Linked DNA regions of Mus musculus: region 2 is linked to region 1. A link is a contact called in ENCODE Hi-C or POLR2A ChIA-PET data. All regions are on one chromosome and are shown on one strand. The core of a region is the stretch at or near the end of the contact, and the rest is flanking DNA. Distances in the headings are between cores, read along the strand shown. Region 1 holds the start of Six1 (sine oculis-related homeobox 1). Region 2 holds the start of Tmem30b (transmembrane protein 30B).

What was found. A loop is a pair of places that touch in the nucleus more often than their neighbours do. ChIA-PET counts read pairs that join two places held with the same protein, here RNA polymerase II (POLR2A).
Region 2: a map of mouse embryonic stem cell shows a loop between it and region 1 (3-fold over the local background). The contact joins the promoter of Tmem30b here to the promoter of Six1 in region 1. A Hi-C loop is called at or near these places in 1 of 37 maps with a recorded cell type or tissue (mouse embryonic stem cell). POLR2A ChIA-PET finds 5 or more read pairs at or near these places in 1 of 5 experiments (Patski).

Annotation. Positions count from the first base shown.
Region 1 is chr12:73,043,846-73,048,354 of GRCm38, reverse strand. Six1 (sine oculis-related homeobox 1) reads left to right here and starts at 1,643. Exons shown (of 2, transcript NM_009189.3): 1 at 1,643-2,488. The coding sequence starts at 1,929. Gm51264 (predicted gene, 51264) reads right to left here and starts at 2,470; the gene lies at 2,407-2,470.
Region 2 is chr12:73,544,705-73,549,414 of GRCm38, reverse strand. It overlaps Tmem30b (transmembrane protein 30B), which reads left to right and starts at 3,020. Exons shown (of 1, transcript NM_178715.3): 1 at 3,020-4,710. The coding sequence starts at 3,076. The coding sequence ends at 4,137. It overlaps 2210039B01Rik (RIKEN cDNA 2210039B01 gene), which reads right to left and starts at 932. Exons shown (of 4, transcript NR_044985.1): 1 at 844-932; 2 at 274-346.

The DNA of each region.
Region 1 (4,509 bases), core at 394-2,893:
TGAACTGGGTGCATTTTTTAAAAAAACATCTAAATAATACAAAGGGAATCCCTTCTCTCACTTGGATCTCAAAATGCAAAGAGTTCTTTGGCTGATGGAATCAAACCACGGCAAGGAGACAAGCTAGTTTGAAGAGCCCAGTGTTTGCTCCCTGCCACTCCCTAAGAGGGCACACCGGAATCAAAAGCATTTTTGAAGTGTACTTAAAATTCTGTTTTCAACTTATCTAATCAGAGATAAGTATAGTCATAAAGTCACTCTCCCTCCACCTTCCCTTATCTCCACCCATTGTTCTTATCTCTTGCTTGACTTAGCCACTGACAATAGATTATCTTTGTTTAGAGAGGCTAATTGTTTTTGAAATCTTTTTAATAATTGCTTTGGAACAAGGTGTGCAAATGAGGCTTAAGTTAATTACAGCTTCATTTGTCTGTGCAGTTTTACTAAGCATTCTCCCCACAGAAACAAAATAGCAGATGATGGAACTTAAATTGCAGGACACATCTCATTGGCTGGCAGTAAAATAGGCCAGCATTGCAAACACACACACACACACACACACACACACACACACACACACTTTATTTAATCTTCTTGGAGCCACTGTGGTTCTAGCTTAGAGGGCAGTGTCCCTCTCAGAGCAGGGCAAGGATTATGTTACAACCAGACAGTTATTGGAGCTGGGCGCAGTTTTATTTAATTTACACCCCATTCAGCGCCTTTTGCATGAGGTTCCCCAATTTTTTTTTTTTTTTTTGCTAATGGCAAGTAAAGCTTTTCAGCATCCATCGGTAGCAGGGGTTGCTTTGAAAAAACGCAACCGTACAACTGGGGAAACTGAGTCCAGAAGTCTATGGACAGCAAGATTCTAAATTGCAGATGAAGCCCTGGTGTCTCTATGCTACAGTGCCAGGGTCAACCCTTCTGATCCCTCTTCTAGAGGCACTTTGAGAATGAGGGGAATGTTGCCCAGATCAGAGTCCTTGAGACCTTTAGGAGGTGTTAGGAGTTAGGAAGAGAAAGGGTGTAGGAGTTGGGGGGTGGGGGTGGGGGTGGGGGTGGGGGGCTAGGTTTGTCTTCACCTCCAGGAACCAAACCTGGAAGAAGCCACTTTCAGAGTGCTTGCAGCACAGAACCCTAGTCTCCTTTTGTATTATTTATCTCATTCCATAAGCTATTCATCAATCCATTATTTATTCATCTTAACATTAAGGTAATTAAATATGAGCTCACCGGGAAAAGCCAAGACTGCAAGAGACAGGGCTAAGAATATGGAGAAGAGGGTCATTAGAACGTCTGCAGCCATTGATTTGTGCTGCGTGAGGCTCCCCTTAGGTGACACCAAAGAGGGCGCCGCTTCGCAAGGTCCTGACTTGGTCACCACCCTTTTCAGCACCCCAGTTCCCTCCTCCCGACCCCACCTCACTTCCCACCTCTCCGGGTCCTTCTCCTCCCACCACTTCTTATCCTAGGCAGCACTCGGTAGCTTCGCCCTCCCCACGCGGGGCGGCAGGGTGGCGCGGCTTTGCTGCCGGGCCGGGCGGCGCGCAGGCTGGCCAGCTTCGGATAGGCGCCGCTCGCAGCCAATCAGCGTGTCGGGGACGCTGCGCGCTTTAAGGCCGCTGCGGGGAGAACAGAAACCAAGTTCCCCGGCAACCAGCAGCATCCACCCGGCGGCAGGCGGGAGCCAGCGAGGCCCAGAAGGCTGTAGAGAACGCCAGCCACTCGGAGTCTAGCTCACCCCTACTTCTCTTCGTCTTCCTTGGCCTCCCACCCGCCGAGGTTCGACTGGTCTCTTCGCCCGCGCCAAGGCTAGGGAGGGGGTTAGGAGCAGCCGCGCCCCCCTCCCCGCGGCAGCCGCCCCCTGCTCTCCCAGCTCTGCTCACTGCCGCGTGCGCCCGGGCCCGTGCGCCCCGGCAGCGCCAGCCATGTCGATGCTGCCGTCGTTTGGTTTTACGCAAGAGCAAGTGGCGTGCGTGTGCGAAGTTCTGCAGCAAGGAGGGAACCTGGAACGCCTGGGCAGGTTCTTGTGGTCGTTGCCCGCCTGCGATCACCTGCACAAGAACGAGAGCGTGCTCAAGGCCAAGGCGGTGGTCGCCTTCCACCGCGGCAACTTCCGCGAGCTCTACAAGATACTGGAGAGCCACCAGTTCTCGCCTCACAATCACCCCAAACTGCAGCAGCTGTGGCTGAAAGCGCACTACGTGGAGGCCGAGAAACTTCGCGGCCGACCCCTGGGTGCCGTGGGCAAATATCGGGTGCGCCGAAAATTCCCGTTGCCGCGGACCATCTGGGACGGCGAGGAGACCAGCTACTGCTTTAAGGAGAAGTCTCGGGGCGTGCTGCGGGAGTGGTACGCGCACAACCCCTACCCCTCACCGAGGGAGAAACGGGAGCTGGCCGAGGCCACCGGCCTCACCACCACCCAGGTCAGCAACTGGTTTAAGAACCGGAGGCAAAGAGACCGGGCCGCCGAGGCCAAGGAAAGGTACGCGGCGTGCTTGCCCAGGCTCGGGTGACCCCGGGAAGTTTCACCCTTCGCTCCCTTCTGCCCCCCGCAGGCGTCGCCACCAGCTTCCTACCCGCCGCCACCCGGCAGAGGTCCGTGGGGCGGCACCCCGGCCTCGGCGACGCTGCTGTGAAGGTTCATGAACTCTTGAGGTTGCCTGTTAGGGACTGGGTCGCGTTTGCGTGGAGCACTCGCGCGTGGGTTTCTTTGGTGAGGGAAAGTGTGGGGAACGGTCGGCGTTGGGTTTGTTTCATGCCCTCCGGGCTGGCTCCGGCGAAGAGAAGGGATGGCCAGGGAGTTTGTAGATCAGAGGAAACGGGGGTATTGCTTGGTATCGCGAGGGAAGCTGTTCGGTACGGCGGAAGGTCTCGAACCTCCGCTCTTTCGCTCCGTCTTGAAGCTGGTCTGAGTCGAACGCTCGGCCCCCAGTACCTCCCGGCTCTCTGCTCATTCTCTCCGGCTAGTCTATGGAGGAGAGTTCTGCTTCATTTCGCGCTAGTTGGACAAAGGGAGGAGTCTTGTAAAAAGAAATACCCTGGAAAGGGGACACTGGGGGTGTCGCTGCTGGGTGTCCTATCAGAGGCCCCAAGCCGGGAGAAGACTGCCGCCTGCCGCGCTCCCTCATGCTTGGCCGGGTTGCTTTCGCTGGCCCCGCCGCCGCCGCTGCGGGCGAGGAGAAGGGCTCCAGTCGCTGGCTTCCCCCTCCCGGGAGCACGGAAGCAAAGCTTTAAAAAAAGAAAAGAAAAGAAAGAAAGAAAAAGAAAGAAAGGGGAAAAGTCTCCCTTCTCCCCTCCTCTCCTCTCGCAGACGCGGCGGTTCCTCGGCCCGGGAGGTTCGTAGCGGAGCTTCTGGCCGAGGTTCGGAGGAGCGCGGGGCGGAAAAGTTGGGGAGCTGGGCACAGAGCCCCGCTGTGCTCGCCTTTGTTCACTGTCAGCCTGGGGGCCGAAGATCTGGCTTCCAGGATTCCCCCTGGGTGGGGAAACCACAGAGCCTGCCTAAATTCCGGGGAAAGGGGCTCTCCGGAAGAGAAAGACGGTGCTGGGAAGGGAGTGTGCAGGCGGGCGAGCGCTAGGCTCCGGGTGGCCGCCGGCGCTGGAAAGGAGGAAGAGCGAGCAGTCCTGAAGTTGAGTGGGACCCGGGGACCCGGGGACCCGGTGCGGGGACGGACTGACACTCCGTTGTGCGGGGTCGGCCGGCGCCCAGCCGGGGCGGGGCAGCGAAGTTTGCCCGGCTGAGAAAGGGTGGGAGGCTCTGGATTGTGGGCGAGCAGCTCAGAGAGGAGAGCAGGAGGGGCTGGGGAATGAACTAGGAGTAACGAAACAGGGATTGCTCGGCTCCAGCTACCCTTTAGTTTACAAAACGGCCGGTCCCCAAGCCAAGCGAGGGCCCACTCCCGGGTGAAATCCGAGAGACTGGCTAAGCTCCCTGTGTTTACTCAGGTCACTGGGCCGCTCTGGGCACGACTTCCCATGACCTGTCCTAGGTCTCTGGAACCCCAGCCTCCAGACAGGGGCAGGGAAACTGGTCATCTAATTGTTTCCTCAGATGGAGGCAGGCAATTGACTTGGGTCAGAGCAAGCATTTGTGCATTGGGCAGTTTGTCTCCCGATCATTTCGTTATTGCAACAACCATTTGTCGGAAGGCTTCCAAACAGTTACTTGGAACTATGGGGCTGGTTAATAGGTACTTAAACATACAAAGCTGAAAACATTTTTTTTTTCTTTTTGGCTTATTTTAAATAAATCTGGTTCACCCGACTGTGAGACGTACAGTAAAGTAAGGAACTATCTCCCAGCAGCCCCCCACCCCCATTTCTTTAGGCTGCCTCTTCACCTCCCCCATGACCCTTGGGGCTGGGTGGGAGGCAGAGCGCCTCCGTTTGGGTTGGTGACAGATTGCACAACGGCCCTTTCCTCCTCCCAGCCCCCCTTCTTTCATCTCACACTTTTTAAAAACAGCAACAAAACAAAACAAAACTTCTTTTTAACCATATGGCGTT
Region 2 (4,710 bases), core at 1,771-4,270, 500 kb before region 1:
AGGCAGAGCTGCAGCTCCTGATAGAGACCCAAACAATACAGCAGGAGGGGCGAGCAGGAGAAAAGGGAGGCAGTTACAGGGGTGTATAGGCTAGAGGCAGAGCAGGCTGCAGGAACCAGCGCCCACGTGGAAGGCATAAAAGGCAGAGCCCAGGGAGACAGGAACAGTTAGAAAGCAGGGGGAGAAAGCAACAGCTGGAGAGCCAGACTCCAGAATTTGGACTCAAATCTTGTGGGTGGCCGAAGCCATCAGAAACAAATGATCATTACGTACCTTAAGAGAGTCAGCTCCGCAGCTCAGTCCGGAACGGCCACGTTCCCCAGAAGCGAGCTCATTTATACCATTCCTGTGGTTTCGGCACAAAATAAACAAGTAAAAGAAATAAAAAGTAAAAGACAAGGAAACGTGACAGGTCCTGGGTACAGTGAAGGAGGTTTATTATAGTTATATGGGAGAGCACAGGCAGGGGCAGCAATCTCTGGGAAAGGCCAGAGTGGCCATAACCAGACTGAGCTGTGCCTTGTGAGGAGAGGGGGAGGAGAGAGGAGAGAGGGGAACCAGGTACAGCAGCCAGGAGGACCAAAGGTTCAAAGAGAGTGGGTAACCCAAATGGTTGGATTATATAGGAGAGAGCAACCCAACCCCCTAGATGGAGAGTTCAGGATAAGGAGTGGGATACAGCAGCCAGGAGGGCCCTGGACCAGGTAGGGACTGCAGAACTGCGGGGAGAACCTGGTGGCCAGGTCTGTGTTGCTATGTTAAATGGGCACCTGTCTGCCTTGTCCTGGGCTGGAGACCTAACACATCCGGCTTGACCTTTCTGTTGTGTTTAATCCTACTGACCGTTTTATGCTCTGAAACCTCCACCTCTTTCTGCTCTGGCTTCCCTATCCGTGAACGAGTGTGCTGCTGCCTTTACACCATCCGGGAAAGCTCTGAGTTCCCCGTGTGAGCTTGCAGGGTGTGGTGGCCGTGTGACTGTAGACTTAAGATCCATTAGATAAAGTCGTGAGAACTGGACTCCTTCCTGCAGCCAGGATCACACAGAAGGGTGAATCAATGACATGGGGTGGGTGGAAGTCTCCAGAAGGGTAAAGAGATCTGTCTATTCTTTTATTAAAAGATTAAAAGTGTTAGGGAAACTTTTTGACCCTTTGGGATTCGCTTTTGTGGGGTAGAGGAATAAAGGTAGAAGTGAGGACAGCTGTAGCATTCTCTAAGTTAGCACTTCCAAGCCATAGTCAGTCAATGGAACAAAATCAACCTAACGTCACTCTCATCCACATGTGATGTGACCACATGCCAGCTACTGGCTATTCTGTTCTTATTCCTATGTACTACGTGCCTGCCTCAGGTTTCTATTCCTGTGATAAAATACCAGGACAGAAAGCAACTTGAGAAGGAAGGGCTTATTTCAGACTACACTTCCACACCGCAGTCCATCATCAAAGAACTCAGGGAAGGAACCCGGAGGCGGGAACTGAAGCAGAAGTCATGGAGGAACACTGGCTTGCTCAGCATGCCCTCATCCCTTCTCCATGACCTCCCCGCCCAGTGGGGGCTCCGCCCACCGGGGGCCCCGCCCACATCAATCATCAAACAGAACAACACCCCTCCGGCTTGCCCACATCTTCTCCATGTGGTTCCTTCTTCTCAGATAACTCTAGTACAAACAAACAAACAAATAACAGCCGGAGAGTGCCTTATTAGACTACTAAGATTCCAGTTTGGCCTAATTGCCATTTCTTCTACATTGTTCGGCACAGGGCTGAAGACTTGGAAGACAACATTAAAAATATTTCCAACAGCTCTTAGTTTTCCAAGTCTCTTTGGATTTGGATAAACGGGTATGCACGAATAACAGAGAAAGCACTTAAGCTATTCACACTGTATGAGCTGCAGGAGTGTACTTCTGTACCTAAGGAAGATTCCATGCATAGCCCCCTGTGCCCTTGTGTATTCTAACCAACCCCGAGACAAACAAAAACAACAAACAAACCAGCCCCAAGGCCCAGGCTGGTTGGAGTTTTCATACAGCCTATACATCCTTCTAGTTCAACTAGGACCAAACACGCAAATGTCCTTGGCTGTGGATATCAGCGAGGCCCTCCAGGGCCTTGGGTCGGGCCTTTCTCTAATCAAGAAGATCTGAAAAGAACATCACATTCAGGCCACAGCATTTTTTTTTCTCATTGGTGGTTCCTCCCACCAGCTAGAGAAGACATTCAAAGGCTGCAAACTCTCCCAGTCATTGATTCTTAATAAATCATTTTATTTTTACAGAACTTTTCACCTTTTGTAGTTATTAAACCAGACTGGAGCATTTGGCTAGGAACTAATCCCCCCCTTACATAAAAAGGGGAGAATAAGAACTCCACGTTGAAATTGATACAGCTACCACAATGTAACTCCCAGGGCACTGTATTTTGTGCTTGAAAACTAAGTGAAACCCTACTTAAGACTCACCCTTTTCCTTAAATAACGAGGATTAACAGCCTTAACGAGGTAATAAATAATCAAGCCAACAGAACCCCACCCTGGAGCAAGCTCTGGGGTGGAACTTTCTTGTTTAAGTCAGGCTTGTGATCTGGGGAAAGTTGCTCGGGCCCTGTGGAAGGAGACAGGAACCTGACCAAAGAGATGACCCACTCTGAGCCCATCACTTGCCCACGGAGGAGCGGGAGAGCTGGGAGGAGGAGGGGAGGAGAAGTGGGAGGAGGGAGAGAAGGAGGAATAGAGAGGAGGAGGAGTCAGACAGGGAGGATCGAAGGGCCAGAGCCTGGTGTGGTGAGGAGCCTCGCCCTGCTCACCTGGGAAGGGCGCCATGCAGGGGCGGAGCCAGTCCCAGGTCACCTGGGCGGTGGCGGAACTGAGCAGTCCCGGGGCAGAGGCAGCGCGCCCCGCAATCGGCCTCACCTGCGTGGGGGGCGGGGCTGGCGCACCTGCGCGGGCGGGCGGGCTGGGGGCGGGGCCGGGGAGCAGCCGTCGAGCTGAGCAGGCGAGCGGAGGCGGGAGGCTCGCCGCTGATCCTGGGTTGAGAGTCGGCGGCCGCAGGCCCCGGCTGAGATCCCCGCCATGACCTGGAGCGCCACGGCGCGGGGCGCGCACCAGCCCGACAACACCGCCTTCACTCAGCAGCGCCTCCCCGCCTGGCAGCCGCTGCTGTCGGCGGGCATCGCGCTGCCGCTCTTCTTCTGCGCCGGCCTGGCGTTCATCGGCCTGGGCCTGGGCCTCTTCTACTCCTCCAACGGCATCAAGGAGCTGGAGTACGACTACACCGGCAACCCCGGCACCGGCGATTGCTCGGTGTGCGCCGCCAAGGGCCAGGGCCGCGCTCCGCCGCCCGGCTGCGCTTGCTCCTGGAGCTTTACGCTGCCCGAGCTCTTCCCGGGCCCCGTGTACCTCTACTACGAGCTGTCCAACTTCTACCAGAACAACCGGCGCTACGGCGTGTCCCGCGACGACGCGCAGCTCAGCGGCCTGGCCAGCGCGCTGCGCCACCCGGCCAACGAGTGCGCCCCCTACCAGTTCCGCTCCGACGGTCTGCCTATCGCACCGTGCGGCGCCATCGCCAACAGCCTCTTCAACGACTCCTTCTCGCTCTGGCACCAGCGCCAGCCCTCGGACCCCTTCGTCGAGGTGCCGCTCGATCGCACCGCCATCGCCTGGTGGACCGACTACCACGTCAAGTTCCGCAACCCGCCGCTGGTGAACGGCAGCCTGGCGCTGGCCTTCCGCGGCACGGCGCCGCCGCCCAACTGGCACCGGCCGGTTTATGAGCTCAGCCCGGATCCCAACAACACCGGCTTCATCAACCAGGACTTCGTGGTGTGGATGCGCACCGCGGCGCTGCCCACGTTCCGCAAGCTCTATGCGCGCATCCGCCAGGGCAACTACTCCGCCGGTCTGCCCCGGGGCACCTACCGTGTCAACATCACCTACAACTACCCGGTGCGCGCCTTCGGCGGCCACAAGCTCATCATTCTTAGCAACATCTCTTGGATGGGTGGCAAGAACCCTTTCCTGGGCATCGCCTACCTGGTCGTTGGCTCCCTCTGCATCGTCATGGGCTTTGTCATGCTGGTCGTCTACATTCGCTACCAGGACCAGGACGACGACGACAACGATGATGAGTGATCCTGCTTCCCAAGAAACCCTGCCTGCTTCTTGGCCAAGCCGCTTTTAGCGGTGGCCTTTGTTCCTAACACAACTTCAGGCCCACAGATCTGTTGTGGAAGATGGGCCTGGTGAAGGGAATTACCCGCCACGGGACTGTTCTCAGGTTCTGGACTGCAGAGTGACACATCTTGCCATTTTCCCCATCTTCTCCATGGCTTACCGACTTGACACGCCAGGTCCTTAAGATTCCTGGATTGGAACTCATTAAGACCAACAGCCAGGATCCCGATTTTGAGCCTAAACTTTTGTTCCTTCCTCTAGGCACACCTCCCTCCGCTTTCTGGGAGGGAGATATCAGATGGGGCGGGGAAGTGTTGGGATGGCAAATGATACCCGCTGATTGCCCGCAGAGGCACAGAGGAGCAGGGAAAGCATATTGGTTAAGATTTAAGTCGATGACGAGGCACCAGGCCCCTCAGGTTCTGACACAGTAAGGCCAGGATGAGCAAGCTTCTCTGGAATCCTTGTGCCCTTGAATTGGAATCTTGAGCCAGGTTGGGCCTGAAGTACTCACCTGAATTCAGTTTTACC